Linked DNA regions of Mus musculus: region 2 is linked to region 1. A link is a loop called in an ENCODE intact Hi-C map of the cell type or tissue named here. Cell type or tissue: left cerebral cortex. All regions are shown on one strand. Links, peaks and the distances in the headings refer to the core of each region. The heading gives the core; the rest is flanking DNA. Region 1 holds the start of Rps19bp1 (ribosomal protein S19 binding protein 1). Region 2 overlaps Grap2 (GRB2-related adaptor protein 2).

Region 1 (15,704 bases), core at 2,478-10,477:
TGGGGCAGCAGCTCGCCCAAGTCCAGATTACCAAATTTTTAAACTGGCCTATTTTTAAATATTTAAACTTGGGATGCCTTAGTTGGGGTAGGCTTCCCTTTGCTGGACCCCTCCATTGACTTGAATGTAACAACCGGTGTTTTTTTATCGGACCATAGGTTGGCAAGCACTCCATCTTTTCCTTCTCGGCAGCTAAGAGGAGGCCTTATACCAGGAAAGGTACAGGATTTCTGCTTGCATCCTCTAGGTGACCATGTGACTGAGGGTGTATGCTCCCTAGAAAGGGGCCCTAGAAAGTAAGCACTGAGCTGTTGGCTAAGCATCTTATTTGAGGAGGAGAAAATGAGTCCCCAAGGCCACCTGAATTTGCTCTTCTAGTCAGCAAAGCCCAGCAAGCATGCAGAAAGGGGTGGAGGATTTGAAGACCACCACCCATGTCCCTTTGAACAACCCATGTCACAAGAGGACAAAACATGCCATGGAAGGCCCAGAGCTCCCATCACTAGCCTATATTAAAACACACTCCCTCCCTCCCGTTCCTGTTTGCTATGACCTCCTGGATGGATTGGATGGCCATGCCTTCCAACAGGCAGAGGTCACCGGAGGCAAGCAGACTCCATGCTAATTCTGCTCTGCTGTAGGCAGTTCTGTGTTGCCATTTGAGAGCCAATGCTGCTTAAAGGCAAAGAAGAGTTGCTTGGAGCAGGGACAGTGAACCTTGTTCTCTTACTGAGGACAAAGCCCTGCCTTGTCAGGGGCCCAATTAGGGAACTGACCGATCGTCACTGAGACAAACCTCAGGAGTCCCAGTGAACAGAGAATGGAGGAGGCAGGCTCAGGGGAGAGGATGGCGGTGTGGAGGCCACCAGTTGTCTCCTTAGGAATGTGTCCATCAAACAAACAAAAAAAGCTGGGCAGTGGTGGCGCATGCCTGTAATTCCAGCACTTGGGAGGCAGAGGCAGAGGCAGGCGGATTTCTGAGTTCGAGACCAGCCTGGTCTACAAAGTGAGTTCCAGGACAGCCAGGGCTACACAGAGAAACCCTGTCTCAAAAAAACAAAAACAAACAAAAAAGGAATGTGTCCATCTGCACTGAGGGGTCTCCTGGTCCCTGTGACAGGTCAGTCCTTCCCTTGCCACTTGTTCTCCCCCAGTGTGCTCATTCCACACGATCTTTCCTTTGTGACTGGCACTGCACTGCTGGAGAGTCCGGTTTGCTCTGAGGGGCACAACCATAGCTTTCACTGCGGTCCTTGGTTGGGTACAGACTTTATGCAAACCTGTAAACCTGCTTGCTGAGGACTCCGGAAACCATGACCTAGGCCCAGATATCAAATGACATACGACTGACTTTCTGCTCTCCACTGATGCCATAGCAGATCCCAAAATCCAGCAGGGTGGAGGTGACCTTCCTGTCCACTTCCTGGGCAACTCTAGCAGCTACAGTAACTGTGCCCAGAGAGGAGGCCCTCGCTGGTAGAAGGAAGTCATTTATGCTGGGCCAAGGCTGGGGACTTTAACACGGAAACCTAGAAGAACCGAGATCCACACTGAGATGGGAAACACATTGTAACACACACACACACACACACACACACACACACACACACACACTTGAATCCACATTTGCCCAAACTCACATTTATTTATTTGAATTTCCAGCTCCTTGAGGTGGGGTCTGAGTGGGCCCAGTACCAAATAGCCCTGATAACCAATCCTGGTCATAGCTGGCAGGTCAGAATCTTTTCTGGCAGGGTGCTGATGGTTCCGCCAAACTAGAAGTCCACTTCAGTTTGAGGGAAAATTTGCTGCAGGGCTTGCAGCTCTGTTCCAGTGTCCCTGGGATAGCAGCATATGGCTTCCTGAGCCAGGCTAGTTTTGCACTGCCACCTGCTGGTCGCTCGTGGCACAGCACTGCAGGGACCCAGGACAGCAGAAGTCCAGCCAAGGAGGGTTAGTGTCTTTTGTCCCCACCATTCCTCCAGGAAGTCTAGCTGCCAAAATATTCCCTCTGGAACTTCTGGAAGTCTTCTTCAGTGAACACAGTGCCCTCAGCCTTCTTCTTCTTCTTCTTCTTGTTCTTCGTCTTGGCCACTAGCCGATCACAGGCTTTTCGGCCTTGGTTCTGCTGCAGGATCTGAAAAGGTTCAGAGTAAGGGCACAGGACACCCATCTTTGGAAGCACAGATGGAAACCTTTGAGCCCACAGGGCTTATGGCTCAGGGCAGGGCTGAGAACCGCACGGACTCTGAAGGACAGCCTCAGTTATCACCCAGGTCCCTAAGCTCACACCCTCGACAAACCTGCTGGGTCACAGACTCTGGCACGGTGCTTCTCATGCTGGTCATAAACTTCAGGTTTGCTTTGAGGTGGTCTCGACACTGCCGTTTCTGGTACTCAGCTGTGGGTGGCAGGCAGGGCATGTCATTTCAGACTCATTGTACATTAGAAGCCTTCTGGGTCCCTTCCCCTGCCCAAGGCCCCACTGTCCTTTCCCTAGAAGGGAATATTTCACAACCTGGTCTCTTCTAAACCAAATCTACATTTCCCATAAGTACTGTCTGCTGCAAATCTCATAGACCCTATTGGATAGCATCAGTTAGTCACGTGACTGTCCCCCCCACCCCCCCAAACCCACAGGGTTTCTCTGTGTAGCCCTGGCTGTCCTGGAACTCACTCTGTAGACCAGGCTGTCCTCGAACTCAGAAATCTGTCTGCCTCTGCCTCCCAAGTGCTGGGATTAAAGGCGTGTACCACAACGCCCGGCATGACTGTGTCTTAAGCCAGGCATGGCACCTGTAATCCCAGCACTGGGGAGGCCAAGATAGGAAGACTGCTCCTAGCTACACAGTCAGATCAGAAAGGGTTATGTTTAAAAACAGCATAACAAAAATCCACCACCACCACCAAATAACACAAGGTCTACCCTGAGCATAACTGTGCATCAGGCACAAAGGACACATGAGCTCCTGTTTTCATTTCTACAGGGAAGGAACTGAGAAGAACAGTAACACACATTTTAGAGGGTTTCCATTTTCTTTCTTGGGGGTTGGAATTTCCGGAGTACTGGGATTAAAGGCGTGTACCACCACCATGCCCGGCTATTGTCCTGCCTACCCATTATGTACTAGGCAGTAGACCAGCCACGAGGACCATGGAAAATCCAGGGTTGGGGATGGGAGGTTAGTCCTGTGTCTTGAGGAGTGCTTACCTCAGGACAGGAGTGAAGGGAACCCCACTCCTGTCCTCCAGTTATTGGGATAACTGGGCAGGGAGGGAGGCACCTTGACATGAACTCGTGCAAACCACTAGTGTCTGTGCATGCCTCCTAGCTCCACCTCTGTTCATAGTGTTTCCTCTTGAACGACATAGCTTTTAACAAGGACTCCCAGGCTGGGTGCAGTGGTGTGTGCCTATCATCCAGTGCTTAGGAGGCTGAAGCAGGAAGGCTGATTTAAGGTCGTGGCTAGCCTGTGCTATATCATGGCTAGCCTGTGCTATACAGTGAGGTCCAGGCCTGCCCGAGCCAAAATAACTCCCCCCCCCCCCCCCCGCCTCCAAAACTGGGAGAAACAAACACACAATGAAACCCGAGTACCTCAACTCCCTTTATAGAGCAGAGGCATGGAGTCAAAGAAGAAAGCAACATGCGTACCATCCTGTGCCCCTTCTCAAGGAGGCCTTACTACCTGTGCCACACCCCCTAAGCTGCTCTACTGGAAACAAGGTTTCTGCTTTGCAGACACTTCACTGGTAAATGATATCAACTCACTTCTGCTGTCCCTACTGGGATGGAAGGAGGCACTGTCACCTGAGCAGAGCACATTAAGAGCAACAGCACGGGGACAATTTGCCCGGCTTCCACCTCTATCACCTGGGCAGGTGCCTGTTTCTGTAACTGTAAAGTGGGGGAGAGATCTGCTCATCTCACAGGGCTGCCGTGAGGGTCAAACGAGTTAGTTAGTTTAGAAGGGTAAACTGTTGACTGAGTGCTTCATTTCATAAATGTGTGTGTGTTGCGTGCCTTAGTGTATGTATGTGCACCCCAAGTGAGCGTCTGTGGAATCAGAAGAGGGTATCTAATCCCCAGACCTGGAGTTACAGTGGGCTGTGAGCAGCTTTGTGGGCTTCTGGGGGGCTCCAGGTCCTCTGGAAGAGCAAGCAGCAAGTGCTCTTAACCAGTGAGCCAGCCCTCTATCCCTGATGGGTCCTCCATCTTGCCTCTTGCTCATCTTACCCGTTAGCCTTCTTCCAAATTCTCAAGCCTTTCTGGCTAAAACCTTCTCAGATGCCTTAACGTTGCTTCCACCTTGGCTTGTTAGTTTGATTCTTCCTCGGAGCACTGCAGAGCCTTTCACCTCACAAGCCTCACTCACTTGGCAAAACCCTGCTTGTTAGTTTTGAGACTCTCTGATGGCTGGTCTACAGAGTAAGCGTGTGGCGCACGCCTTTAATCCTAGCACTTGGGAGGCAGAGGCAGGTAGATTTCTGAGTTCGAGGCCAGCCTGGTCTACAGAGTAAGTTCCAGGACAGCCAGGGCTATACTGAGAAACTCTGTATCAAAAAGCCAAATAAATAAATAAATAAATAATTAAGAGAGACTCTCTGATGTTTCTCTCCCCACCACGGCTAGAGCTCACAAGCGCCTGGGTCTTGCGTTTCATCTGCCTTCACGATTAGGTCTTGCCCTGAACTCACCACGGAAAGACACAGAACTTCTGATTCTCCTGCCTCCACCTCTCAAGTGCAGGGATGACAGATGTGTGTCACCACTCCCAGGCTTTTCCCTCTTTCTCTCATCCTGTTAACTGCCACATAGCAGACAGCGGCAGACCTGGGAATTAGATTGCTTGGGTTCGAAACCTGTCCCCCACGATTTGAACATTCATTTTGCCTTTTCCTTGTGGAGTCTCGGGGAACGTTTGGAACTCCCGACTCGAAGGCGCTGCCCCCAATTCTAAGAAGCGCTCACAGTCTTTCTCAACTCACCTAGAGCGGACTTAGGCGCCTTTCCCTTCGCTGAGTTCCGCAGTTTCAGAGCCTGGGAGGCCTTGGCCCGCGCCCTCCGGGTCCGCTTCGCCGGAGTCCCGCTAGCCTGGACCTGGCCCGGGACCGCACGGGGAGCTACGGGGAAAGGCAGCGAAGGACCGAGTTGAAGGGCGCGCTCTCCCTCCCCACCCGCCCGGCTGGCTCTCCTACACAGCGCGACTGTCGCAGGACCTGCTCTCCTCACCCTCGGACGCCGCCAGAAGCTCCAAACCGCGCCGCACTAACGCCGCCGACATGTTTCCGAGCCCCGCCCACACGCGGCGAGCTACTTCCGCCCTGGCGGTGTTCGCTCCTCGGCAGAAACTGGAGCAGGAGCTCAGGGTTCCGCAGCGAGCGGAAGTGCTGCCTTAGAACGCAGGCTCAATGGCTTTCCTATAGCCCCGGAGGAGCGGGGAGCTAGGGGCGTGTCCAAAGCGCAGAAGCCACAGTTGTTCAATTTCTAAGCAACAGGTCTCTGGTGATCCAGGCTGTGTGGGCGGGCAGACTCGACTTCTAGCCTTACTGGTCAATTCTGTCCAGGGGCCAAGTGTGGAATAGACTGAGTTCCTGCAAAAGAAGTGATTCTTTCTACTTTCTTTTTAGACAAGGATACATCTAGCCTAGGCTGTCCTTGAACTCGATTGTAGCTGAGGATGACTTTGAACTCCTGATCCTTCTCTCTCTGCCGCCCAAGGGCCGGATTTACAGACCTAAGCCACTTTGCCGGGCTTAGACAGTTTTCATGACCTTCAAAGCATTACACCGGTCCCGTGCACTGTGAGAATCTGTGTGAGAATCAGTAAAGCCAAGGAGGTTAGGTGTCGTACTTTGTAGTCCCAATACTTGGGAGATTGAACAGAGATTGTTGCTCTGAGTTCCAGGCTAACTTGGGCTACATAGCAAGACTCTGTCTCAAACAAACAAACAAACAAACAAACAAACAAACCAAACCAAAACTAACAAAAGGAAAAAACCAAACAAAAGACCAAAAAAAAAAAAAAACCCCAACAAAGAAATAGATTTGCAAACATGCAAAATAAAGTGCTTTGTTTTGAAAAATACAGCTATTTGCTGCAAAATACTGTTTATGTTATTAAGCAATGAGTTGGTTGTCAGGCGAAACAGTAAATACTGCTGGGCACAGTGATACCAGAACACTTAGAATACCAGCACCTGGGAAGCCGAGGCAGGAGAGTGGCAAGTTTCAGGTCAGTTTATATCACATAGCTACACTCCAAATTCTAGACCAGTCTGGGTTACAGATTAATAAGAAGAGCTAGGATGTATTAATAGCTTGGCGGTAGAATGCTTGGATTTAATCCCTAGTATTGAAAAAAAAAAGGTCAGTTTTTAGTCTGATAGATCAATAAATATTACAATCAATATTACACATAGATGTAAATATTCTATCGATAAATATTACACATAAATGTTCTCTGGTTACATGAGTTCCCCCCCCCCCCTCTCAAGACAGGGTTTCTCTGTGCAGCCCTGACTGTCCTGGAACTCACTCTGTAGACCAGGCTGGCTTTGAACTCAGAAATCAGCCTGCCTCTGCCTCCCAAGTGCTGGGATTAAAAGCGTGTGCCACCACCACCTGGCTTCGTTTTTGTTTTTAATTTAAGTATACATATATTTATATATATTACACACACACACACACACACACACATATGGATTTTTGCCTGCATGTATGTCTGTGCACCATAGGTATACCCCATGCCTGTGGAGGCCAGAAGTAAGCATAATTACAGGCTGATGTGAGACGACCCCAAGTCTGCTGGAAGAGCATCTAGTGCTCTTGGTTATTTTGAGCCTTCTCTTCAGCCCTGAGTTTTTAAGAGTGAAAAGAGCGTATGACACCAAAAAGGTTGAGAACCTCTAGTCTAGAGGTTTCTTTTTCGTCACTTTCGTGTGTTTTTGCAGTGCTGATGATCAAATGCAGACTCTTGAGTGCCAAACAAGCTTTCTAACCTCCTAACCCAGAAGAAATTATTATTTTTTGGCAATGAGGAGAAACCCTGCCTGGTTTATTTCACTTGTGGAGACTCGTAACCAGCACCTGGTATGTGGGAGCCATGAAGCGCTAGCCGGTCTGTGAATGGGGAGTGAAAATGGACATCTGGACTCACTGGGCCAACAGATACTGAGGGGTTTGCGTACCTGATACTGTAGAATGTGGACACAAAGAAACAGTGATTCTCCCTGGACAACTCTCATTGTCAAATCTCTACTAAACTAGTCCAGAAGGGAGACACTTTTAATAACAAATGCTAACAAGAGTCAAGTTCCTGTTGTGTTTCACATGCATAAACTCCATTCACTGAGGTAGGTATATTGTCTGTCTAATATTTCTTGAGGAAGGAAATCAATTCCTGTGTGGCTGTCCACATTGCGACCATGTGATCATTAGGTGGCGCTGCAGGACAGCATTCTTTGGCTTCCTGCTCCACTACCTACAGTCAGAGTGGATGAATGGATGTGTGAGGTCCAGTGCTCCTGGATTGGCTCCCTGCTAGTTCAGTGATACAGCCTTCCCACTGGCAGCCAGATGATCCTCTCTGGATGGAGAAATTGAGGCAGAAGCAACAAGCTGGGCCTCCCAGGATAGAGGCTAGGTCTCTTTCCAGAAAAGTGTGCCCAGGCAGTTGGATGTAGGCATCTGGTATAGAGACTGCTGAGGGCCGTGTGACCCTAGGCAAATCCATTTCGAAGAGCACCTTGGTTTCCCCGTTTGTTAAATAGACCTCGGAAGTCGTTTCCTTACAGTTCAGCCACCTGGGATCAATGAAGCAATACTCCTGAAGCACCTTCAAGGAAAGGGGTACTGCCTGGAACATTGCAGACATAGCCCGTGCTGGCATTCTGCATCCTCCTACTCTGGCATGGTGGACAAGACAGCTGCAACGGGCATGGCACCCATGGGTGCTTGCTTGCCTCCTGCTATGTTTGTCCCCAACCCTTAAAGTTAGGTTCAGGGAAGGCAGCTGCCTCCTGCTGGTCTCTGTGGAAGCTGGTGGGTCTTAAGGTCTCAGAATGGTTTCTGTCCTGGCTGTGTGGTCTTGCGAAGCCACTTTCCTGCTCTGAGTCTTAGTCTCTGTCCTGGGTCCCTCCTTACAGGACTCTATCTCAAGGTTCTCCTGTGCCTAGCAGGGGGTGTGTCTGCATAAAGAAAACAGGATTATCCTCCTCCTCTTAGAATCCCATCACTGACTCCCTACCGTTCATCTTGGGAGTAGCTTTGCTTTGGCTTTCCTTTGAGGGAGGGATTTTCTAGAAAGCTACACGGTATTTCCTACAGAGCCAGGCCTAGAGGTCAGGGCTGTGAGTCTGGAGCAAGTGTGAGCGTGACTGAGTGTGAACATGACTGTGTGTGAGCAGGTTGCATGGATGTGTCAGCGAGAACAAATGTCTGCCAGCACAGGCATGTACTAGTGTGTGTGTGTGTGTGTGTGTGTGTGTGTGTGAATGATCATAGTCTTCAACTATGAGTCAGGTGACTTCGTTTTGTTTTGTTTGTTGAGAGAGGATCTCATGTAACCCAGGCTAGCCTCAAGCTGGTGTGTAGCTGAGGAGGACCCTGACTTCCAGATCCTCCTGTCTCTACCTCCTGAGTGCTGGGATTACAGGTAGGAGACACTATGTCTGGGTTATTACTTTGTTTTTTAAAAAAAACTTTTGCCAGGCGTGGTGGCACAAGCCTTTAATCCCAGCACTCGGGAGGCAGAGGCAGGCGGATTTCTGAGTTTGAGGCCAGCCTGGTCTACAGAGTGAGTTCCAGGACAGCTAGGGCTATACAGAGAAACCCTATCTCGAAAAACCAAAACCAAAACCAACTTTTTTTTTTTCTGAGACAGGGTTTCTCTGTGTAGCCATGGCTGTCCTGGAACTTGCTCTGTAGATCAGGCTGGCTTTGAACCGTGCCTGCCTCTGCCTCCCAAGTGCTGGGATTAAAGACGTGTGACCCATCATAATTTTACACACACACAAAGGCTGGAGAGATAGCTCAGTGAGTGTGAGTGCTCACTGGACAGGAACGAGGCCCTGGGTTCAGCTCTGCAGCACCCTCCTAAAAGGCCAGGTGTCAGTGTGTGATCACATTCATAATCCTGGTGCTGTGGAGGGTGGAGGCAGGAGGATCACGGGGGCCTTGGAGGTGCCTGCCCGGCTCCAGGTTCAGTGAGAGACTCTGACTCGAGTGAATAAGTTAGGGATCAATAGAGCAGGCCTCTGGTCTCTGCATGGGAATGTGAAATATTCATATGTACATATAACACACACACACACACACACACACACACACACACACACACACACACACACACACGCACACGGGCAAAGGTGGGGGAGCATGCTGACTCACACCTGCACTTGGTGAACTGAGGCAGGGAGATGCTCTTCAGATGGAGACCAGGTTGGGCTACAGAGTAAGACCTGCCCCACTCCATAAAGGAAATGATTTTAAAGCATATTAATTGAAGCGTGAGTTGGGTTCATTGCACGTTTACTCACAGACCTCTTGTATGCGTTTGATGACCAGTGTGCCGCCATTGTCCTTGGGCATCTCCCCCTCTCTGCCTCTGTGCCCGCTGACTGACGCTGTCTCTTTATGTCTGTGACTTTTCCCCTTGAGGTTGTCTCTGCTTGTCTCTGTCTCTGTCTCTGCCTCTCAGGATCTCTGTAGTCTCTGACTTCATGTCTGCTTCTCTGCCTCTGTCCTTTGGTTCTCCCTCTTCCATCCCCCTCTGCCACGGAGTTCTCCTCTGCCAGGCTCTCAGCTCCCGGCCTCTCTGCATCTTCAAATTAAAACCAAATGGAGTTTCCAGCGGCCTTTCCCACTGGCTGCAAGTGCCCCAGCCTCCTGTTTCCTCACTGACACCTCAATGCCTGGCCTTCTGACATCTCTCAGGTCCTGCCTGGTCTGTTAGTGCTACAGGGCCACTGACTAGATGGATGGCCATGAATACAGACGTGGACTGCTGGGAGCTTGGCCCCTGTCTGCTTCTGAGACCCTCTATTCTCCATTTGAAGCTTCCCTCCTCCTTGGAAGATAGAACACAGCCCATGCTGTCACAGAGATCTGAGAACTGTGTGGTGGGAGACTGAGAAATGACAGGGGGGACTTTGGGTTTCCAGAGTGTGGGGCCACCATAGGGACTCAACCCACACACTGTGCTCTCAAATAGGCCACCTTTCCTCTCTGGCCTCCTCTGAGAACTGCCTTGTGACCAATGCCCTCACTTCTTCCAGAGGCTAGGTGGGGTGGCTGGGAAGACCAAGCTCTTGCCTTTCCACCATTGCTCCTGTCCCTGCTGTGTGGACCCTATAAGGACTGTGCACATGAAACTGAAAGTACCCTCAGGCACAGAGTAAGCACTACACATGTGTAGGTGAATGGCTGTTATATGTGTCAGAGGAGTATCTTGGGGGACCTGGGTACATGTCTGTGAATGGCTGTTGTATCTCCATGCTTCTTGACAGCACATAGGGAGGTCTGAGGCTACAGTGCTATTTATGAGCCCAGAGCTCATAGCGTGGTGTGCAGATAGCCCAGCTGTACTCCTGCAAGGTTCTAACCTCTCTCTGAGATTCCTGGAGAGGGGTTGGTGCGGGATCTAGGGCACCACCCTTACAGGTACAGTGTGAAGTTGCCTAACCATGTTCAAGGCTGGGCCTGACATTTAGTTGATTAAATAACAAACCTTAGCACGGGGAAGCTGGCTGCTTCAGGCAGGTGAGCACTCAGGCAGGACAGAGGGTTAGGGAGAGGGAGAAACATTATAGGTAAAGAGCTCTGTTCAGCCATAGGAGGCAGGGAAGTTAGATACACATAATGAAAGACCTCCATGGGGATACCCCAACCCAAGTCACGAGATAGCGCGCACCCAAAGAATCACGAGAGACTGTCTTGATGTAAACACACGAGGTAGTTAAATGACGGCGCTCCCGGCCTCCTGCAGGAGACAGAGGTGTTGACCACGAGGCTCAGAAGCTAGGGGTTTATATAGGAAAAGAGTTGGGGTAGGGGAAGAATTGGCGCGGTTTCACACAATTGGACAGTTTAAACATCAGCAAACTGTATATGCAGAGCGAGGTAACAGCAGAGGATCTGGTTAACATTTAACCCATGTCAGAAGGGCAGGAGATAGGGAGGCGCCGGGCAGGTCTGGACATTCTTGTATGTCTTCCCTATCTTTATGGCTAGTTGGTTCCTGGGATGACTTTACAGCCTTTGTTTTTTGTTCTAGGCCCAAAAGTCCTCCTAACTAGCAAGCCGCATGAGTCTTGGACCTTGAATTTTATTTTTCTTTCTATCTCAGGCTTTCTTGAGGCTGAGCCCACCCACCTGTCTCCAGTGTTGTTGAGTAACAGTCTCCTCAAACCCAGTCCATTCATGGAGCCTGACCTTCATTCCCATGGGGCGGCCATCTTCACTACTACTACTAGGTTCACTGTTACTGGGCTCAGCACTCTCTGCTCTTCTAGAGGACCTGAGTTCAGTTCCCAGCAGCCCTGTAAGGCAGCTCCCAGCTGTCTGTTACTCCAGCTTTAGGGATCTGACACACTTCTGACACTTTTCTGCCCTTTAGGGACATTGCACTCACATGAATATACACACAGAATCAAATCAAATCAAATCAAATCAAATCAAATCAAATCAAATCAAATCAAATCAAATCAAATCAAATCAACTCTGTGACATGCTCAGAAAGTGAGGGGCTGTATGTGACTTCAGGGTTCCAGGTGGTTTAGGTGGCATTCACCATCTGCAGTAGGACCCTAGGTCAGCAACCTTGTTCTAGGTCCAGGCTGGGCAGGGGTAACTCATGTGGGTACTTCTGCTCTCCCCCTCTTTCCCCCTTCCTCCCTTCCTCTCTTGTTTTGTTATTTGAGACAGAGTCTCACTATATAGCTTAGAACAGCCTCCAACTCATGGAGTTCCTCTTGCTTCAGCCCCTGAGTTCTGGCATTACAGGCGTGTATCACCATAACCAGCTTGATACATAGTGGTGGGCAGCTGCTTTTCCTCCTTCCTTCCTTCCTTCCTTCCTTCCTTCCTTCCTTCCTTCCTTCCTTCCTTCCTTCCTCCTCCTCCTCCTCCTCCTCCTCCTCCTCCTCCTCCTCCTCCTCCTCCTCCTCCTCCTCCTCTTCTTCTTCTTCTTCTTCTTCTTCTTCTTCTTCTTCTTCTTCTTCTTCCTTCCTTCCTCCTCCCCCTCCTCCTCCTTCTTCTTCTTCTCCTCCTCCTCCTTCTCCTTCTCCTCCTCCTCCTCCTTCTTCTCCTCCTCCTCTTTCTTCTTCTTTTTCTTCTTCTTCCTCCTCCTCTTCCTCTCCCTCTTCCTTCCTCCTCCTCCTCCTCTTCTTCTCCTTCCTCCTCCTCTTCCTTCTCCTTTTCCTCTTTCTCCTCCCTCCTCCTTCCCCTTCTCCTCTTCCTCTTCTTCCTCCTTTTTTAGAACAGGGTTTCTCTCTGAAGCCCTCATTGTCCTGAAACTTATTATGTAGACCAGGCTGACCTGGAACTCACAGAGATCAGTCTGCCTCTGCCTTCTGAGTGCTGGGATTAAAGGCATGCACCATCATTGTCTGGCTCACCATGGCTTCTTTTTAACATCTTTGGATTTGGGGAGGCAGGAGGATGTTGATGCAAAATTTCTTTGATGCTCTAGGGTTGGACAGTGACCCAGGTAAAGTCAAAGGTGGGCCTCTGAAGGCCCAGTTCTGTCAACAAGTTGCTGTGTAACTTTAGTAGGTATTTTCTTTTCCCAGGTCTTAGTGGCCTTGGCAGAATGTGGGCAGGTTCCCACTCTTGCTAGACCCCATGGCACAGATGCTTTAGGCAGAGTGAATGGAGTTTGGACTCTGGGCATGTGATCTCACTGTGGGATACTGGATCAGATGTGCCTCAGTGTTCCATCTGGGCAGTGGGGGTGTCCTGAACTGCCCCACCCCCACCTCAGGTGAGGTACAGGTGATCTGTGGAGTATTACTAAAGGCTTGGAGAGGGCCATGGGTTGGTTGGGTTGATTATGGGCCTCAGTGACCTCTGGGTGGGGGGATTCTCGATCCATAGGGTGTGTATGTGCAGTGCCTAGGCTCTTCCAGCCTCAGCCTTTCCCACTAATTATGTCTCTATTAAAATGCAAATATCCTACAATGCCAGGAATGGAGGCCTTGTTGCCATGGCAACTAGGGAGCGGAGACTGGTCTCCATCTTCCATCTTCAGATCCTTTTATACCAGAGGCCTGCCTGGAAGTACCTCTTCTCCCTGCTCATCTCCAAGTCTTAGGGTCTCCTACCCTGAGGTTCAGGGACATGGAAACAGCAACGCTGCACAAACCACCTTCCTTTCTTTGCCTCAGTTTCCTCATTTGAGACTTATGGGTAACTTGACCTGTCTTGCAGAGTTGTCTTGAACTCAGTGACTCTGTATTGAGCCATCATGGAAATGGTCTGACTTCAGAGTCCTTTCCAGGAACCCAGGAAGCTGTGGTCTAGCCAGCAGCCCCAAAGATGATGTGGGAGTGCCCACCAATGCCTTCTTCAGGCCCAATCTGGTTCACACTCATCCTGTAGCCAGTTTAACTTGACATTTTTTTCCCTTCCACAGGGGACATAGATATCAAAAAGGGCAGAGTCTTTCACCATAGATTTAAAAGCCATGGAAGAATAGAGAGCAGAAAGTTTAGGAAGGGATGAGCGCTCATAAGTAAGAGTAGCAGAAGCAGGTGAGCTGCGGTCCATGCCCTCCCCTCCCACCCCGCTATGGGGAAGCTTAGCTGGGAAGTGTTATTCAACTGTCACACTTGAAATTTATTACTTGATTGTGTAACACTACTCTATTTATTATTCAGGCTGGAATATATCCCCCTCAGCCTCCCAGGGCCTCTCTCTCATCCCAGGTCCTTAAATGATTTCTGGCCTTTTATTTTAACTTTTAAAGAAATCCTCTTTAGAAATAGCTGAGCATATGAATTATAAACTAGCAATTATGTCAGAGAGAGAGAGAGAGAGAGAGAGAGAGAGAGAGAGAGAACTGCTCTGTGCAGACCGTGTACATCAGCCCCATCCCTCTTCTAACCTGTGTTATCTGCCCACGAGGATGGCAGCCCCTCAGGGAGCTGGCCTACTTCATTCTTCACCAAATGGTGCCTGGTCAGTGTGTGGCCCCTACTGTGTGCCCAGCACTATTGTTGAATGAATTTAGCATATGAAAAAAATGTGTTGAAATACCGACTGTGTTCTGGAAACTGTTTGGAAGGCTGGGAAGCCAGCATGAGGTGGGTTGAGGAGGCCAGGTGACAGTGTGGGCAAAGATGGCAACTCTCAGGGAGGGATTGGGGTGTAGACTCAGGGGCAGATGGGCAGGAGGAATAGGCTGTGAGACGGAAGTATCCCTTAGCTGTGCAGCTGTGTTCCGTCATGGGAGATGGACTTGACACAGCTGCTGTCCTGCAGCTAGGATGTTGTCAGCTCTTGGTGCTGTCCTTGAGCGGAGTCTGGTCTGAAGCTGAGCACCTTGGTAGCATTAGACCAGGAGGGAGCTTTGAGGTGGCCACTGTGTTGGGGGCTGAGACTGGATGTCAGCAGATGTGTGTTGGTCAGAGGGCTCTGAGCACCCCCATCTAACCCCTCTCTTGGGAAATGGGCTCCAAGAGGGCCATGGAATTCATGATCCCTGGGGTGGCATGGTTTCCAAGTCAGTTCAGACCTCTTACTGACCTCCAGCGGTCACATCCTCCCAGCCTATGGGACATGTCTTCCTGTACCCTACAAAGAGTCTGGTTGTGCCCCCCCCCATGCCTGCCTTGTCTCCTCCACACCACCTAAGTCAGAAATGAGTCCATTCTCCACCCCGCCCCCACCTCCCACTCCCTCAGCCTGTCTGTCAGCCTCCTGCGTTATCTTCCATGCTCCCCCTTTCTTTTTTCAAGACAGGATTTCTCTCTGTACCCCTGGCTGCCCTGGAACTTGCTCTGTAGATCAGGCTAGCCTCAAAACTCACAGAGAGATTATTTGCTTTGCTTCGGCCTCTCAAGTGCTGGGATTAAAGGTATGAAACCCCACTGTCTGGCTCAATTCCCCACTTTTGCCATAGCCCAGATGCCAGCTCCTTTCCTACATACCCCTCCCCTCTGACCCAGACGGATCCCTCAGAGGCTGCCTGGGATAAGGGTTGCTGGAAGAACCACCTGGGGAGTAGGAGCCCGCAGGAAGCTTCTGCCTATCCAGTCGGTGGCCCGCAGATTTCTTTAGGGCCCCTGCTCTCTATTTTTCTGCCTTGGATGGACATCCCCACGAGCCTGAGGCTTCATGGCTTGGGCACAGCCCAACAGCACTCACTGATACTAACAGAGTATGACTCGGCTTTGGTTCTAAGAGTGTTCCCAGATCTATCTAACCTCTCCCTTACTCTCTGATAAATGGGTATCTTCTAGTGTTGTGGGTCTGGTTGCTGGCTCCACTTATCTTCCCTGGATACCAGCCCTTGAGGTGGCTACAGGGATCACTTGAACAGATTCTCCTGCCTTCTGAAGGGTTCTGTCCTGTCATCTGTGCTGTGGGACTCAGTTTTCTGTTACTATAACAAATGGTCAGGACGATCAACCTCCTAAAGACCTGTCACCTCTCAAAAGCATGACACCAGGACCAAGTCTTCAGAGGGACACTCCCAGTCCAA
Region 2 (15,704 bases), core at 4,551-12,550, 370 kb after region 1:
GTAGACACTCTCAGCTTGGTGCTCAGGAGCATGCATGGGGGAACATGGGATCCCACCCTGAAAGGTGGGCCAAGTGCAAGTGTGGCAGTGGGAACATCAGGAAACAGCAAAGTCAAAGAAATGCAAGGCCAGGCTTCAGATGGAAAAGGTGCAGGTGGAGGCCGCCAGGGAGAGGCAGCAGACCCAGGGTGGCTCGATGGAGCTCATGCATCCCCAGCCACTAAGGGGCTCCTTAAAACTTGTTTCCGGGCCCCACTTGGGTTGTAGTGGCCACTGGCGGAGCCGAAGTAGCCTTGGACTTCTCCCATATTCCAGGTATCCATCTACATACTCCAAAGTTAGCCCTTGTGATTTGCAAAGGATATAACAGCCCGTCCACAGGACATTCAGGAGTATGTGGTGGCAGTGTACACCTATGTGACCTCAGGGCACCCTCCGAGAGCATACCTCAGCTTTGTGCTCAGTTGTCCAGGTGGTCCTCTCACAGGTCTGAGTCACCAAGGCCACTGTTGTATCTTGCCACAGAGAACTGTGGGCCATACAAAGGCCCTTGTTGGGGTGTCAGAGGGCAACCTGGAAAAGTGTCTGCAGAACACATGCGTGTAGAACAGAACGGCTTCATTTGCCATTTAAACACACACACACACACACACACACACACACACACACACACACACACACAGTGAATAGCTTTCTAACCGGTTTCAGCTTGAAAGACCTCATGCTATGGTTGACCCCACAGTGTCCCAAGTTTGAAGTTTTATAAGCTCAAATAGGTTAGACCACCAGTTGAGGAAATGGTGGCCTTCGCATCTTCAGATCCTTATTGAGGTCACAGAGACCCTTGTCATGTGAAGGTAAGTCTCTCCTCCCTCCTCTCTGGGGCACCGTGACCATTCAGATACCAACACACAGAAGCACCCCCTGCTCAGCCGAGCTCCTGCCCCGGTGTTCATCACACACAGACCTAATGCCTTGCGTAAGCTCCCCTGTTACCTTATGTTATCCAGAAGAGCGAAAGGAAAAGCAAGCAAATGAGTGTTCCCTCAGCCCTGTTCCCCAGGCTGGCTCCTTATTGATTTCCTGTCCCTTTTGCTCAAAAGGAAGCAGTTCTCTGCGCCCGGTGCCAGAGCCATCCACTTCCCCTCTTGGCTCCACGGCCCTTTGAAGTCTGCCTTTTATTTTGTGTCCTGGTTTGTTTCGTGTTGCTGGGATAGCAACTTGGGGAGGGGAGGGTTTTGTTTGACTTACACTTGCACATCAAAGTCCATCACTGAGGGAGGTCAGGGCAGGAACTCAAGGCAGGAATCTGGAGGCAGGAACTGAAACAAAGACCACAAGAGGAACTGCTTTCGCTGCTTTAGGACTCTTGGCTGACTCTGCTACTTTAGTTATAGAGCCCACCTGCCTAGGGATGGTACCACCCACAGTGGGCTGGGCCCTCCCACTCCATCATTAATCAAGAAACTGTCTCACGGACTTGCCTAGGGGCCAATCTGATTCCAGTTTACAGTCCTCTTCCTAGATGACTCTAGCTGGTGTCAAGTTAACAAAAACTCCCCAGCACGTGCTACAACCTCCTTCATGTGAGTTGAATGTTCTACCAAGACAACTATGTGCCTTCCCCATCTCCTGGTCTCTCAGGTGACTGGCTGGCAGCCCCTTGACTGAAGTCATTGCCTCTTGTCTTTTCCTCCTTCAATCATTCCACACACTGGTCCCAGAAGGACTTTTCTAGAAGACAAATCGGAGACTCTATTGGCTGCCCCTCGCTGGGGCTCTTTCCCCTTGCTCGATGGCACCCCTGTCTTGTTCTCTCTCCCCTCAACCTCTCCTCCAGGTCTTGTTTGTGAGTGTGCCTGTCCTCTCTCTAATCTGATATATCCACTCCCCTGAAGCTATGTCCTTGGCCTTCTTCTGATTCTCTTTGCTCTGAATCACCTCACCCTCTTCTCTGACTCTGTGCTAAAGATAGCCCACTCTGTACCTTTCTCCCTCACTAACCCCTGCCTTGAACCCCAGAACCAGTTGTCTGCCGGATGTTATCTCCTGCCATCAGGCTCACACATCCCCCTAGACCCACCCAACCCAACTTCCATCCAAGTTATTCTTCTGTCTGTAATAGATGTACCATCAAAGTTCAGTTGCTAGATACCTCTCTTGCCAAATCCTGGTGGTCAGGACTGCCACCAGCTGAGTTTCTATTGCGAGCCAAGACTGGCACAGGGGATACAGGTACTATTGTGGCATCTCAGCAAACCTAGGAGGTTGAGAGTGAAACGGAGGCTGAGGGATTAAACAACCTGTCAAAATCACGCAGAGACAGTGACTGGGCCAGGGCCTGCATGGAGCGCTCTCTGTTCCTTATGTACTATCTCTGTTCTATATATATTTCTTTCCCTAAGTCCCCCAAGGGAAGACATTCTCCATTAGAAAAAGAAAAAGTGTGATGCTAGAACAAAGGAACACAGGCTTTGTCACCCCATGAATATGGATTCAGTTCCCAGCCTGTGAGCTGTGTAGCCTGGGCCTAGGCACCTGCCAGTGTGAACCTCAGTGCCAGCCTCAGTGTGAGCCTCAGTGTGAGCCTCATCAGTGCCAGACTCAGTGTGAGCCTCAGTGTGAGCCTCAGTGTGAGCCTCATCAGTGCCAGTCTCAGTGCCAGCCTCAGTGTGAGCCTCAGTGTGAGCCTCAGTGTGAGCCTCATCAGTGCCAGTCTCAGTGCCAGCCTCAGTGTGAGCCTCAGTGTGAGCCTCAGTGTGAGCTTCAGTGTGAGCCTCATCAGTGTGAGCCTCAGTGTGAGCCTAAATGTGAGCATCAGTGTGAGCCTCAGTGTGAGCCTCAGTATGAGCCTCATCAGTGCCAGTCTCAGTGCCAACCTCAGTGTGAGCCTCAGTGTGAGCCTCAGTGTGAGCCTCAGTGTGAGCCTCAGTGTGAGCATCAGTGTGAGCCTCATCAGTGTGAGCATCAGTGTGAGCATCATCAGTGTGAGCCTCATCAGTGTGAGCATCAGTGTGAGCATCATCAGTGTGAACATCAGTGTGAGCATCAGTGTGAGCATCATCAGTGTGAGCATCATCAGTGTGAGCATCGGTGTGAGCCTCAGTGTGAACCTCAGTGTTTGCCTCTGTGAAAGGATGGCCTATCCTGCAGAGTCTAGGAAAGGAGTTAAAGGTCATGGTCCAAAGCAGACCCTGAGCAAGCAGCGGCCATATTATCACGACTACATGCCTTCTTGCTCTCTCGGCCAATGGTCATCGGAAGCCGTTGTCTCCTCTCTCTTCCTCCCCAATCAGTCGACACACTGGTGCCAGAAGGACTCTTCCCGAAGACAAAGCAGATCAGATCATCTCCTTCCTCAAAATCACTCCCATTACCATTACCAACTCGTTGAAATCTAACCCATTATCTAGTCTCATCACCCTCACGGGCAGGCCCATGTGTACACACGTACTCACAGCACACATCTTTGAGGTAACCCCTCTCCATTATCTGTTTCCCAGCATCTCACACACTTACAATGTTGCCTCAGACAAGCTGTCCTTTCAGGGCCATCTCTCACCACCACAGTTCCTTACCACATGTGATTTTTTTTAAAAGGTTTTATTTATTTTATGTATGTGGATACACCATCACTATCCTCAGACACACCAGAAGAGGGCACCAGATCCCATTGCTGTGGTTGTGAGCTACCATGTGGCTGCTGGGAATTGAACTCAGGACTTCTGAAAGAGCAGTGAGTGCTTAACCGCTGAGACGTCTCTCCAGCCCCACCACATGTGATCTTAATTGCCCATTTCCTTGTTGGCTACCTCACTGGCCAAAGTTTTGTAGTTTTGTTTGAGGGTTACACATACTTCAGCATCTCTAGAAGCTGAATGATGCTTAGCATTAAGTGAGATGAGTGAATGAATGAATGAATGAATGAATAGTGGGTTCTTCCATTGAGAAACTCCATGAGAGCAGAGAGACTCCAGTTCAACACTGTGCCTTCCCAGCATCTTTCACAAGCCACATCCCCAAGCATATGTCTTGACCTGGGGAATGTCATCTATGTGGCCACTTAGAGTCCCATCAGCAAGTCAACTCTGCCCACCTTTCCCAGGTCTGCACGTTGCAGCCAGGGCTGCAAAAGTAAACCACAGAGAGCCTGCGCCAGAGCTCTTATGTCTGAATGGTGGCCATTAATGATCGCGTCAGTCATCGCAAGCCTGCGAAAACATGCCCAGGGACCTCTGCAGACCATTTCAAGGACAGCTCTTAAGTGCCCTAGAAAGTCACTTGGAGGTGCTCGGGTTGATTGGCCTTCAGCTCGAACGATTAGACAGACTTTTTTATTAGAGAAGTACAAAGATGCGATTGGCTAGCTTTCCAGCGATCCTCTCCCACTCCTTCTCTGGCTTCCCAGCTAAAACAGCAGGTGGGACAGCAGACAAGATGGTGGACAAGGAGCCTCTACCAAAGGGGCTTGCTCCTTGTTCTCCAGGGAAATAAACAGTTGGAAAGGAATTGGGGGAATCACACTTTTCGTGTTCATACCTGTGGCTATACAGGGTACCCATCTACACTGGGATCCGCCTGCAGCTTTGGAAAAGGGCTTTTGACCCAGTTTGTTCCTCCCTGTTTCTATAATGTGTCCAAGTCGACCCCATTTCTCCCTACTAAGAGAGGCCTAAAAGCACTGACTTAATCCCACACAATTAACTTCTGCGATGCCCTGGCTTTCCGCTGTGCCTCTAAGAGCTGTACTTCCATCCAATTTTACATTTCTTCCCAGCTGTACTTCCGGCCTTTCTTCCCACATCTAGCTTATTCTCAGGCCATGTAACCCAGAAAATTATTCTCTTGGGGAACATTTGAAGAAAGACGGCACAGCAATTTAAGTGTAGAACTTCGTGTGTCTGGGCCGTACTCTTTGCCCGGGCTTACATGAGGGGTACAAAGAGATAGGGGAACTGAATCGATGGAGAGATGAGAACAGGAAGCTCTGGGGCTCGGGGCCCACAACAGCAGGAGGAAGCCACCACCCCTCAAAAGAAAAAAACAAAACAAAACACTTTTCTTTGCAGAAAATGAGAGATTAAAAAAAAAACCAACCTTCTATATACTATAAAATGCCTGTGAATTCACCCCTCTGGAAACATAATCTCAGGCAGATCAAGCCCCAGGTGGTAGAGACAATAGCTGGCTGTCCGGTCCTGGACAATCTTTAGTTTCTGGAGGAAGTAGATGACTGCTGGCCGTGATTACTTGAATTGCGCTGGTTTCTGGTCAGAGAGCAAGCTATGGAGGGTGATTCGTACTGTGATAAGCCAATTTCCAAATGGCATCTCTCTCCCTCACCTCTGCTCCATTAGGATTTGACGTTGGTTGCCCTGGCCAACCCCCACCTCCCCCAGGGTCGACTGTGACAGGACAAACTAATTCCAAAGCTGTCAATTCCGGAGCGGTGCACGGTGCACGGAGGGAAACGTTCTCCTGCTTTTTAAGTGGATACAAGATGCCGCAGCTGAGTTTCCTCGCCTTCCCTTGACCTAGTTTGTGCCTCCCCGCCCCCTCGGTCCCCCCAGCACACACAGACCCACACCCATCCTCAGCAAAGCTGAGAGACACATTTGATGTTAGAAAGTTTCTGTTCTCAGCATTTCTCGAGCTCAAATATGGGACATGCTTTTACTGCTTCAGAGACGAATGATCACAGCCCGAACATTCATGAACAGTGCTTGCAAGAATTACAAGCCCTTCCATGTCCAATAGAACTGGAGTCCTCCCTAATAAAGATACAGTATTAAACGTGTGTGTGTGTGTGCTGTGTGTGTGTGTGTGTGTTGTGTGTGTGTGTATATGTTATGTGTGTGTGTGTGTGTGTGTGTGTGTGTGTGTGTGTATGAATGTTTGCCAGTTTGGTGACCCAGGTATTTGATCCCAGCAATTGGGAGGCAGACACAGGCAGATCTGAGTTTGAGGCCAGCCTGATCTATGGATTAAGTTCTAGGACAGCCAGGGCTACCTAAAGGAGCCCAGTCTGGAAGGGGGAAAAAAAAAGATACCCATACATATTCCTGTGCCAGAGGTCTGTCTGTCCTTACCTAAGCTCTTTAAGGCTCCAGTGAGCTGCTACATTTCAGATGGCTGATTGATTTGTCCTGTGTCACACAGCTAATGACAGAGCTCAAGCTAGAAACCACGTTTTCCTGTTCCAAACCTGATGGCACTTTTCTTCCATCTCAGCAGTGATATCAGAGGCAATGCGGGGCATAATGGTGCCACTTTTTTTTTTTTTTTTTTTTTTTTTTTTTTTTTTTTTTTGGTTTTTTGAGACAGGGTTTCTCTGTATAGCCCTGGCTGTCCTGGAACTCACTCTGTAGACCAGGCTGGCCTCGAACTTAGAAATCCTCCTGCCTCTGCCTCCCGAGTGCTGGGATTAAAGGCGTGCACCACTGCTGCTCAGCCAACGGTGCCACATTTTTAATCCCAACACTGAGAGGCAAAGACAAGCTGGTCTCTGTGAGTTCGAGGCCAGCCAGGTCTACATAGTGAGTTCCAGGACAGCCAGGGCTACATAGTGAGGCCTTGTCTCATGAGACAAATTCATCAGTGGAGCCTAGGCCTGGGGGTGAAGCTCAGCTGCAGAGAGCTCACCTGGTATTCAGGGAGCCCTGGAGACTTTTCCCAACACAGCATAAAATAGATGGGGTGGTGTCTGCCTGTAATCTCAGCACTCAGAAGATGGAGGCAGGAGGATCAGAAATTCAAGACCACTCTCAGCTGCTTAGAGATTCCGTGGCTATATGAAACCCTGTGGCAGGAAGGAGAGGAAGGAGAGACAGAGGGAGAGAGGGAGGGAGGCATTAGCTTTTGATGTGGAAGACAGAAATCCAAGGGTTCCAGGGCTTCCACTGGGCGAGTCTTGGAAACCCCAAGTTACCAGCCCTGGAAACCCCAAGTTACCAGCCCCCAGCTCTCTCCTACGTCCAACACTCAGATCCACAGCACCCACCGCTCACTGAGGATTTCTCCGCAGTTGAAGGGGTGCAGCCGGAACTCACCCGCTACAAGCTGAAGCCCACGGGTCCCTCCTGCTCCTGCTCCTCTCTATTTCAGCGAGACATCACCACCCACTCAGTCTCCCAAGCTAGAAACCCAAAGTTTTCCCAGAATCCCCTTCTCCCTCAGCAACCCTAAATGGTTACAAAACCCTGCTCCTCTTTTCCTTCCTCGAATCCTCTGAAATAGGTCTTCGCCTCTCCTTAGCGCAGACCCCATGGTCCCTTACACAGTGGGCTACGCCCATCGCCCTCTGTCCTTCCTCTGGTTTTACCCCACCCCCAGCTCCTCCTCAAGGCTCCTCCTCAACTCTCATTCTTACTGTCATTTCCTGACTTAAAAATCTTTTTATCAATCTGAAGAGAAAAATCCAGAATTTTCAACCATGGGCTGCAAGGCCCCTTGCTTCTAACCTCCTCTAGCTAGAGTGAAGACACCAAACTCCAAGAATGTACCTCAGACCCTGTTCTTGGGTCATCACAATTGGCCCAATTAGCATTCGTTGCCTAGGGAGGTCTCCAGGCTATCTTTCCCATCTGCTCTCTGCTCTTCCTTCTGCCCTAGCATCTCCACCCATGAAAACATTTTCAGCTACAAGAAAGAGAAGCAAAGAGTTAATATTTCCTCCAAGCCCAGAAACCAGAGGGGGAGAGGAACCGAAAAGTGGGGGTGGGAGGGAAGGGAAGGGGAGGAGAGGGGGAGGGGGCTGTTGGAAAGTGACTCCAGAGGTTTGGTGGTACCATCAAAGGTTTCCCAGTCTCTAATGCTGCCACCCTTGGGTAGAGTCACTGTTCTAGTCTAAGCCCACATACTTTAGAAGCTTTCTGAGTGGAGATGGCAAATATTTTCAAGGTCGTCTCGTTTTTTTTTTCTGAAATCAATGAAGATACGTACAGCCATGTCTCCTGAGTAAGTGAGTAGCCAAGGCAGGCAACCACATGTGGGTATCCGTCAAGGAGGGCCCTATAGTAAGAAGACAGAAGAATTCTTCGTTTTGTCTATGATCTGGTGCTAAGTTTATAAAGGACCTGGCAAGTGTCTCTGTAGAGAGCCCCCCTCCCTCTCAAGTTCTCACTCTATTGCCCTGGAGCTCACTGCTATGTAGCTCGGGCTTGCCTCCAACTGACAGAAATCCTCCTGCCTCACCTTCCTGAGTGTTGAGATGACAGCCATGAGACACCATACCCGAACTGTCATCCCAAATATCCGGAATCCCATTCCCACCATTTTCAAAATTCAAAATGGGAATATGAAATATGAAGCGTTGACAGTTTAGAAAGCTGGTCTCCCTTAGACATTTAAGTTTTAATCTTCTTGTTTAAAAAATAAATTTTTGGTCAGACATGATTTTTATACTTCTATAACCCTAATACTTGGAAGGTAGAAGCAGGAAGATCAAGAGTTCAAAGCCATCCTTCATAGTTCCAGGCCAGCTTGGGCTACACATGGACTTCTCTCAAAAAAAAAAAAATTAACAAATGAATTAATGCATTGGTGGCTGATAAGACAGCTCAGTGGGTAACTTTGATCCCTGGGAGCCACAAAGCAGAAAGAGAGGACTACCAGAAGTTGCCCTCCGGCCTCCTTAGATGCGCTCTGAGCACTTGTGCACACACACAGGGGCAAGCACACACACACATACAGACATGTGAAGAACTAAACTTGTAAGAAGAGATGCAGGGCAGTCTCTGAGCGCCAGGTCTGAGCTCTGGTGGGTGACATGAGTGGCAGCATAAGTGGAGAGAAATAATGGTGTAAAGAGGAGCCAGATTCTAGAGAAGTAAGCGGTGGTGTTCCCTCCTTCCCCACTAAGCCCTGGAGCTGATGTCCCATCCAATCCCTTAGACTCTGCAGCCCCTTCCTGCTGCTTGGGGTCCTCTCTTCAGAATCCTTTGTTCTTTTCCATCTAGATACTAAGCAACCAGGAGGAGTGGCTCAAGGCGGAGCTCGGAAGCCAAGAAGGATATGTGCCTAAGAATTTTATAGATATCGAGTTTCCTGAGTAAGTATTCCCAGCCTGCCAAGATGGCTCTACCCACACACGCTCCCCTTACTTTTTTCAGTTGTCACTAAAATTATCTATGCATACCCAAGGAACTGTCAGAAATGGCTGCCTTTGGAGATCTCCCTCCCCAGCCTCCAGAACCCCGCAGCGGAAGGCCAGAGTGGGAGGAAGGTTTATTTGCATGGCATCACATTCCCTTTTGAAGTTTACACCATGTGCATGAATCGCCTATTTAATTATATATATGTATATATGTACACATAGAGAGAGGGGCAGGGAGGAGGAAGCTTGTTAAAATCACCTATAACGAATGCAGTTGCAGGATCTCTAAGAATCCCAAAGGGGGCGCTGTTGGACATCACTTGTCAAAAGCCATTCCTGCAAAGTTCTTGACTGCCTAATATGGCTTTCCACCCTAAGCAGGAATCCCAAACTCTATCAGCTTGCTCACCCGTGTCTGGGGGGGGGGGGGGTGGGCAGGGGAGATTCCCTCCAGAAAGAGGAAGTGAAACACAGATTGGGCTGTGTTTGTCTCAAGAATTGACCACAAGGGTTAGATAGAAATCTAATCTTGTCTCAGAGCCAGGGTCGAGCCCAAAGAGCATAGGCTTTGTAAGAAAATCATAGTACTATTGGTGACTCAGGCAGTCACCTTCTGTGACCCAGAAGAGACCACTTAGCCAACAGGTTGACCACTGACCGCCTTCCCCCCATGGGTCCTTAGCGCTTCTGTCATCTGCTAAGGGGCCACTTGAGGCCAGTCAGTCTCCCACCTACCTCTCAGTTCTGTCGCCTTCCTCCCATGTGTATGGCGGGTGAGGGAACTCACAGGAAGAGAAGCGCCTTGGTCCCCTCCCCACCCTCATGCCCACTCTCACTGGCCCATCACTTCTGGCAGCCACATTCAGATTCAGCTGCGGGTGCCTACAGCAGTCGACGCCCACCCCCCCACCCACCCCCACCCCCCACACACCGCTCCCCATCTACTCTCTGTACTCAGCTGACAGGCTCGCTGTAGTCACCACCTCCCCGGCCAAAGACACAAATGAAAAACAAAACAAACCACTGTTGCTCCCAGCTCCTTCCAGTTTTCTTTCCATTCCCTCAAAAGTGTTGGCTTTCCCTATTACGCTATTATCAACCCTGCGCATGCGCCTATCCTCCGAGGAACCCCCAGACTCCCATCAACGAGGTCCGGGCCAGCTAAAGACTGCACCCTTACTTTCTCAGCCACCATCTCGGCAGGATGGGACATTCTTCCCACTAGAACAAACTCTGTGACCTCCAAAAGCCTCTTCTTCCGCCTCCTCCCCTTGGGGCCTCCAGCGCCCTGGCTTCTCCTCAGGCTCCTTTGCTAGGTCCTCCTTCACCCTGCCATCCCCCACACCCTTCTCCAGTAAACCTTTCTTATTACCATTTTATTTTCCCCAGTGGTTGGTGTTACATGAGTATAGCAAATGTGGAGGCCAGAGGATACCTTCATGTGTCACCTATAGGCTATCATTCACCTCTCGTGACAGGGTCTCTGTCTGGTCTATTACTTGCCAGCCAGTGAACCTTGGGGCTCTGCCTGTGTTAGTCTCCCCAGTCCTGGTTACAGGCACCCGTCCCTATGGCAGGCTTTTGTGTGGGTGCTGGGGATTGTGACAGTTCAGGTTGTCATGCTTTCAAAGCCATCTCCTGTGGCCATTTTAAATGACTTTCCATCCCCAGCATCCTGTCCACCCTGTTTCCATTTTCTCCCCCGGCTCATAATCCCCTGGCACGCCATTTTTGATTATTCTGTTGTTATTGTGCATCTCCCGGGCCACCTAGAATGTCAGTTTGCTGAGAGTGAAGTCACTTGTCCGCTCTGCTCACCACTATTTTCCTAGCACCAAGAAAATGGTCCCAGGTGTTCAAAGATGATCAATAAAAGCCATCAGACCTGGCCAAGGTTGGGGAAAAAGGTTATCCCAGCACGTACAGTTATAGGAAGTGGAGTCAGAAGTTCAAAGCCAGCCTCTAACATATAACAAGCTTAAAGTCAGCCAGGGCTACATGAGACCCTGTCCCCTCAAAACAAAAGTAATAGGTTGGGTGTGGTGGTGCACACCATTGATTCCAGGTGCTTGGGAAGCAGAGGCAGCCAGATCTCTGTGAGTTCGAAGCCAGCCTGGTCTATATAGGGAGGGAGTTCCAGGATATCCAGGGTTGTATAGAGATATCCTATTTCAAAGTAATTAATTAACTAATACAAACAAAAGTATAAATAAATCACATCAAATAAAGTGAAAAATAAGCTTTAGAATAATAAGGAAGATTGAAACCCTGGCCTCCTGTGTCTGACACAAAATGTACGGAAAATTTTGGAAGTCTTAAAAAAAAAAACAAAGATTCCATACTCTAATCTAGTTAGAGAACGTAGCTTTTCTAGATGCCTCTGCCTTTCTAAAGGTCTCTGCCTGTTGCCTCTGCTGCAAACTTCCCTTTGAGCTATAGCTGTGGTAGCACACGCCACCCGCCTACTCCTGTCACTACTGTGCCTTCTCCGTGTGGCAATCAGCTGCTCAGCCCTGCAGAGGTGTGGGACACCAGAAACCCCAGGCTCCAGCCTACTGCTGTGGCCCAGGTCTGGAGGAAGTGTCCCTCCTGTTATCTGAGTCTGGAGTCAAGGGTCTCAGATCCTGTGAAGCACAGAGGCCTGCCGTGCATTTGTCCTAAAGGGACTCGAGCGTTAATTAGCCTTCCGACAGCAGCAATTAGAGCAGCCATCTAGAAGCAATGTGACAGGGTCCAACCTCTACCGGCTGTGATGGAAACTCTCATTCTAGAGCAGAGAGGAGTTTGTGCTCTCCTGGCAGAAGCTGCAGCCACCGGTCACCTAACCCAGTGTGCTTGACTTTTTTGGAACATTCCAGCCACTGCCGCCCTGACCGTATGGTGTCTCTTCTACATCTCTGTTTCCTCTGTAAAGGTTCATCAAACCTAGATCCACTTTTTTTTTTTTTTTAGGTAAATGACCTCGAAGTGCAGGGAATAGCTCACAAAAGAGTTAAGGAAGTTGGCTGCAGATGTTGCTGTTAGAGCTGCTGAGCTCCAAGTGTTTGCAACATCATTTCCTGGGCTCTTGGCAGTCTCTGCTGGACATAACTGTCAAGCCCCTGAGGCTTCTGTGTTAGTCCAAAGAGCCTGAGCCCCTGGATGCTCCTGGGGAAAAGTGCCCAGCCACTGGCATCTCAGGAAGGGAATGGGTGCCCAGGCCTTGTCTCCCAGCCTAGCCTGATGCCCTGCCTCCATGCCTCCGTGCCTGCAGCAGCTCTTCTTACCCCATGCATTCTCTTCTCCTGGTGGCAGGCGACTTCATCCCACCGGGAGCCAATCCCACACAGCCCCACATGGTACAGCAGCAAACTTCCATGATTCAAGTTTCCCAAGCTAGAGAGAAACTTCTGGAGGGACAAGAACAAAGAGAGCAATTACAGAGCAGTGGACATTGCTTCCCTGGAAGCAGTTAGCCACCATTGCTAGGTTTTAGAATGCATGCCAGGGCTGGTAGGATGGCTCAGCAGGTAAGAGCATTGACTGCTCTTCCGAAGGTCCTGAGTTCAAATCCCAGGAACCACATGGTGGCTCACAACCATCCATAATGAGATCTGACACCCTCTTCTGGTGCATCTGAAGACAGTGATAGTGTACTTATTTATTATAATAAATAAATCTTTGGGCTGGAGCAAGAAGGGACTAAGTGAACGGGGCCAAGACTGGAGTAAGTGGGGTTGTCCGGAGCAAGCAGAGGTCCTAAATTCAATTCCCAACAACCAGATGAAGGCTCACAACCATCTATACTGCTATGGTGTGTACTCTTATACATTAAATAAATAAATAAATAAATAAATCTTTAGAATGCATGCCCCAAACCCTGACTCACCGTCCCTGGCCTCCTCCCTCAAGTCACCTCTTTTCCATGTCCCTTCTCCCTCCGCACCACCATCACGTGTCTCAAAGAACTCTTTTTACCCTGTCTTGCAATAGGTGGTTCCATGAAGGCCTCTCTCGACATCAAGCAGAAAACTTACTCATGGGCAAGGACATTGGATTCTTCATCATCAGGGCCAGCCAGAGTTCCCCAGGAGACTTCTCCATCTCTGTCAGGTACTGACAACTAAACCCGCCTTGATCCTTCTCAGCCTGCTGAAGCCAGATCAGCCACTGGTCAGAAACATGGTGGCATCTCTTTAACTACTGGACTATTTCTTCCCCAGAACATGTCTCCTCAGCTCCTCCACATCCTGATTTCTGTTCAAAATGACCTGTGTAGTGGTCATACATATCTTTAATTCCAGCATTCAAGAGGCAGAGCCAAGGCTGATCTCTGTAAGTTCAAGGCTGGCCTGGTTTACATAGTGAATTCCAGGATAGCCAAGGCTACATATTAAGAACAAGTTGAAGAGAAAAAAAGAAACAAGTGTGTATTTATCTGTTTCCCTGTCCTGCCCAAATATTTTCAGAAAGCAAGTTGATATGTTTTGTATGTGTGCTCTGGACAGCGCCAGACACAAGAAGCATCTATGGAAGTAGGAGAGGAAGAAGGAAAGGACCTCCCACTTGGCTATCTCTTAACCTTGTCTGTTTCTGTCAGTAGATGGCTGAAGAAAGGCCAGAGGAGAGCAGAAATCCCACGCTGCTGCTGGACCCAGAGCGAGGCTGCTTTCCCCCAGCAGGGTCACGGCAAAGCCAAAGCCAAATCGAAAAGAGCAGAACAGAGATGAGGGAGGCCCCCGGTGAGGGGGATCAGAGAGAACTTTGACACCGTAACCCTTGCACCGCTGCACCTTACAGGAAGTGACTCAGTCCAGGCAAGGATGTGACACAGACCTAAGCTGAGAAACCCCAGCTCTGCGGGCAGTGTGTGTGGTCAGCATGTCAAAGACTGCAAGTCAGAGACTTGACCACGTAATGCAAGAAATGCAGCTCTTAGCAGAGGAGGCCAGAGCCTACACAGAACTCACACCCCTGCCCGGTGAATTGACAGGCAATGCTACCCCGCCTTAGTTGATAGGTTTCTAAAGGTGTGAGGCTTTATTGCTTCTATTGAGAATCTAATCTCTGGTGATAAACTGGCTGCTTTGTTTAGAGAGAGAGAGGAACTTTTAAAGCATAGGCAGGAAGGACTAATGGGCCAGTTGTCTCTAGGCTTGTTCACCTCAGAGTGTACTTAATGTCACAACCTTGTCACATTGTCTCCTTAATGTCATCAACTTTGACATCTTGCTAAAACAAAAAGAATATATATATATATATATATATATATATATATATTGTATGTGTGTAAGTGAATGTGTGTGTGTGTGTGTGTGTGTGTGTGTGTGTGTGTGTGTGTGTGTGACATATGTGGTAGCTGGGGCACATATTTGCACATGTGGAGGTCAGAAGATATATTTAAGGAATTGAGGCTCTCCTTCTACCACATGGGTCCCCGAGACTGAACTTGGGGAATCAAGCTTGGTGGACGACACCTTTACCCACTGTCTCAGTCACTGATCTGTTGTTGTGAAAAGATACCACAACCAGGCAACTCTCATTAACAAAAGCATGTCATTGGGGGGTGGCTTCCAGTTTCAGAGTGAGTCCATTATCATGACAGGAAGCCTGGCAGCGAGCAGGCAGACATGGTGCTGGAGAAGTAGTTGAGAGCTACATCCTGCTCTGTGGGCCAAGAGAGAGAAAGAGGTGGAGAAGAAGGAAGGAGAGGCACCCCAAGTGGCACACTTCCTCCAACAAGACCACACCTCTTAATCCTTTCAAGTAGTGCCATTCACTGGTGACTAAGCATTTAAATACATGAGCCTATGGGGACCATTCTTATTCAAACCATCACACCCACAGAGACTTGTCACTAGGTCTATGCTCCTAATTCTCCTTAACTAAAATTTCATATGTCGGGCAGTCCTAAATATTAGCTCAAGCCAATATTAATATCCCAAAGTCTAAACTCCTTGGATCTTCATTAGAGAAAATTTGGTCTATAAATAAGCCAACCAACCCTATTTTTTTTTGGTAAAATTTTGTGTGTATGGATTTTGCATGTATGTCTGCATACCGTGTATATGAAGTGCATGTGGAAGGCAGAAGGGGGCGATTGATTTCCTGAAACTGGATGCTGGGAATCCAACCCCAGGTCTCTGGAAGAGCATCCTGTACTCTTAACCACCAAACCAACTCTCCAGCCCCAATCAAACTTGTTTTTAAGGGCCTTGGTCTCAAGCTGCACCAAGCAATTTGTTGGGCTGAAGTGCATCTTTTGGTGCCTTTGAGTTTAAGAAACTTGATCTTGACTTTTTCAGCTAGGAATTATGGGTCATATTCCTTGACTGACATGAATTATATACAATGCTTAGCCTAGACTTCTCCCAGAGTCTTGCCTGGTATTGAGACAAGGCAACTTCTCGTGATCATTAGAGTACTTTCCACACTATCTTTTGAAAACATGCACTATACATCCCAAAGCAAAACCACTTCTATTTATTCTTTCAAATACTGTATGGCATGGACATAAAGGGCTAAGAACCCATGATGGTTCTTTTGCTAAGATGCGAGTCTTTTATATCTGGAGACTTGAGTCACATCCTTTTCTTTACTCTCCTCAATACCAGTAGGTCATCCAACATTA

The links. A loop is a pair of places that touch in the nucleus more often than their neighbours do. Peaks named below come from ENCODE experiments on the same cell type or tissue, not always from the same donor. Only the 100,000 strongest peaks of a DNase experiment are listed, where the experiment ranks them.
Region 2: a loop joins it to region 1, with 2.6 times the contacts of the local background. A loop is called at or near these places in 7 of 42 quality-filtered maps.

What each region holds. Positions count from the first base shown.
Region 1 is chr15:80,258,994-80,274,697 of GRCm38, forward strand. Rps19bp1 (ribosomal protein S19 binding protein 1) reads right to left here and starts at 5,313. Exons shown (of 4, transcript NM_175109.3): 1 at 5,234-5,313; 2 at 4,990-5,124; 3 at 2,304-2,401; 4 at 1,621-2,137. The coding sequence starts at 5,285. The coding sequence ends at 1,991. In left cerebral cortex, for the core only: a CTCF peak has its summit at 7,440; DNase peaks (open chromatin) are centred at 5,371 and 7,455; H3K4me3 peaks cover 1,336 bases; H3K27ac peaks cover 695 bases.
Region 2 is chr15:80,625,379-80,641,082 of GRCm38, forward strand. Grap2 (GRB2-related adaptor protein 2) reads left to right here. Exons shown (of 8, transcript NM_001289442.1): 3 at 8,958-9,049; 4 at 13,067-13,186. Among named protein-coding and RNA genes, the nearest start is that of Mir6957, 13 kb to the right of the region's middle. In left cerebral cortex, for the core only: a CTCF peak has its summit at 9,377; DNase peaks (open chromatin) are centred at 4,803, 5,534, 7,076, 9,196 and 1 more place; H3K27ac peaks cover 3,130 bases.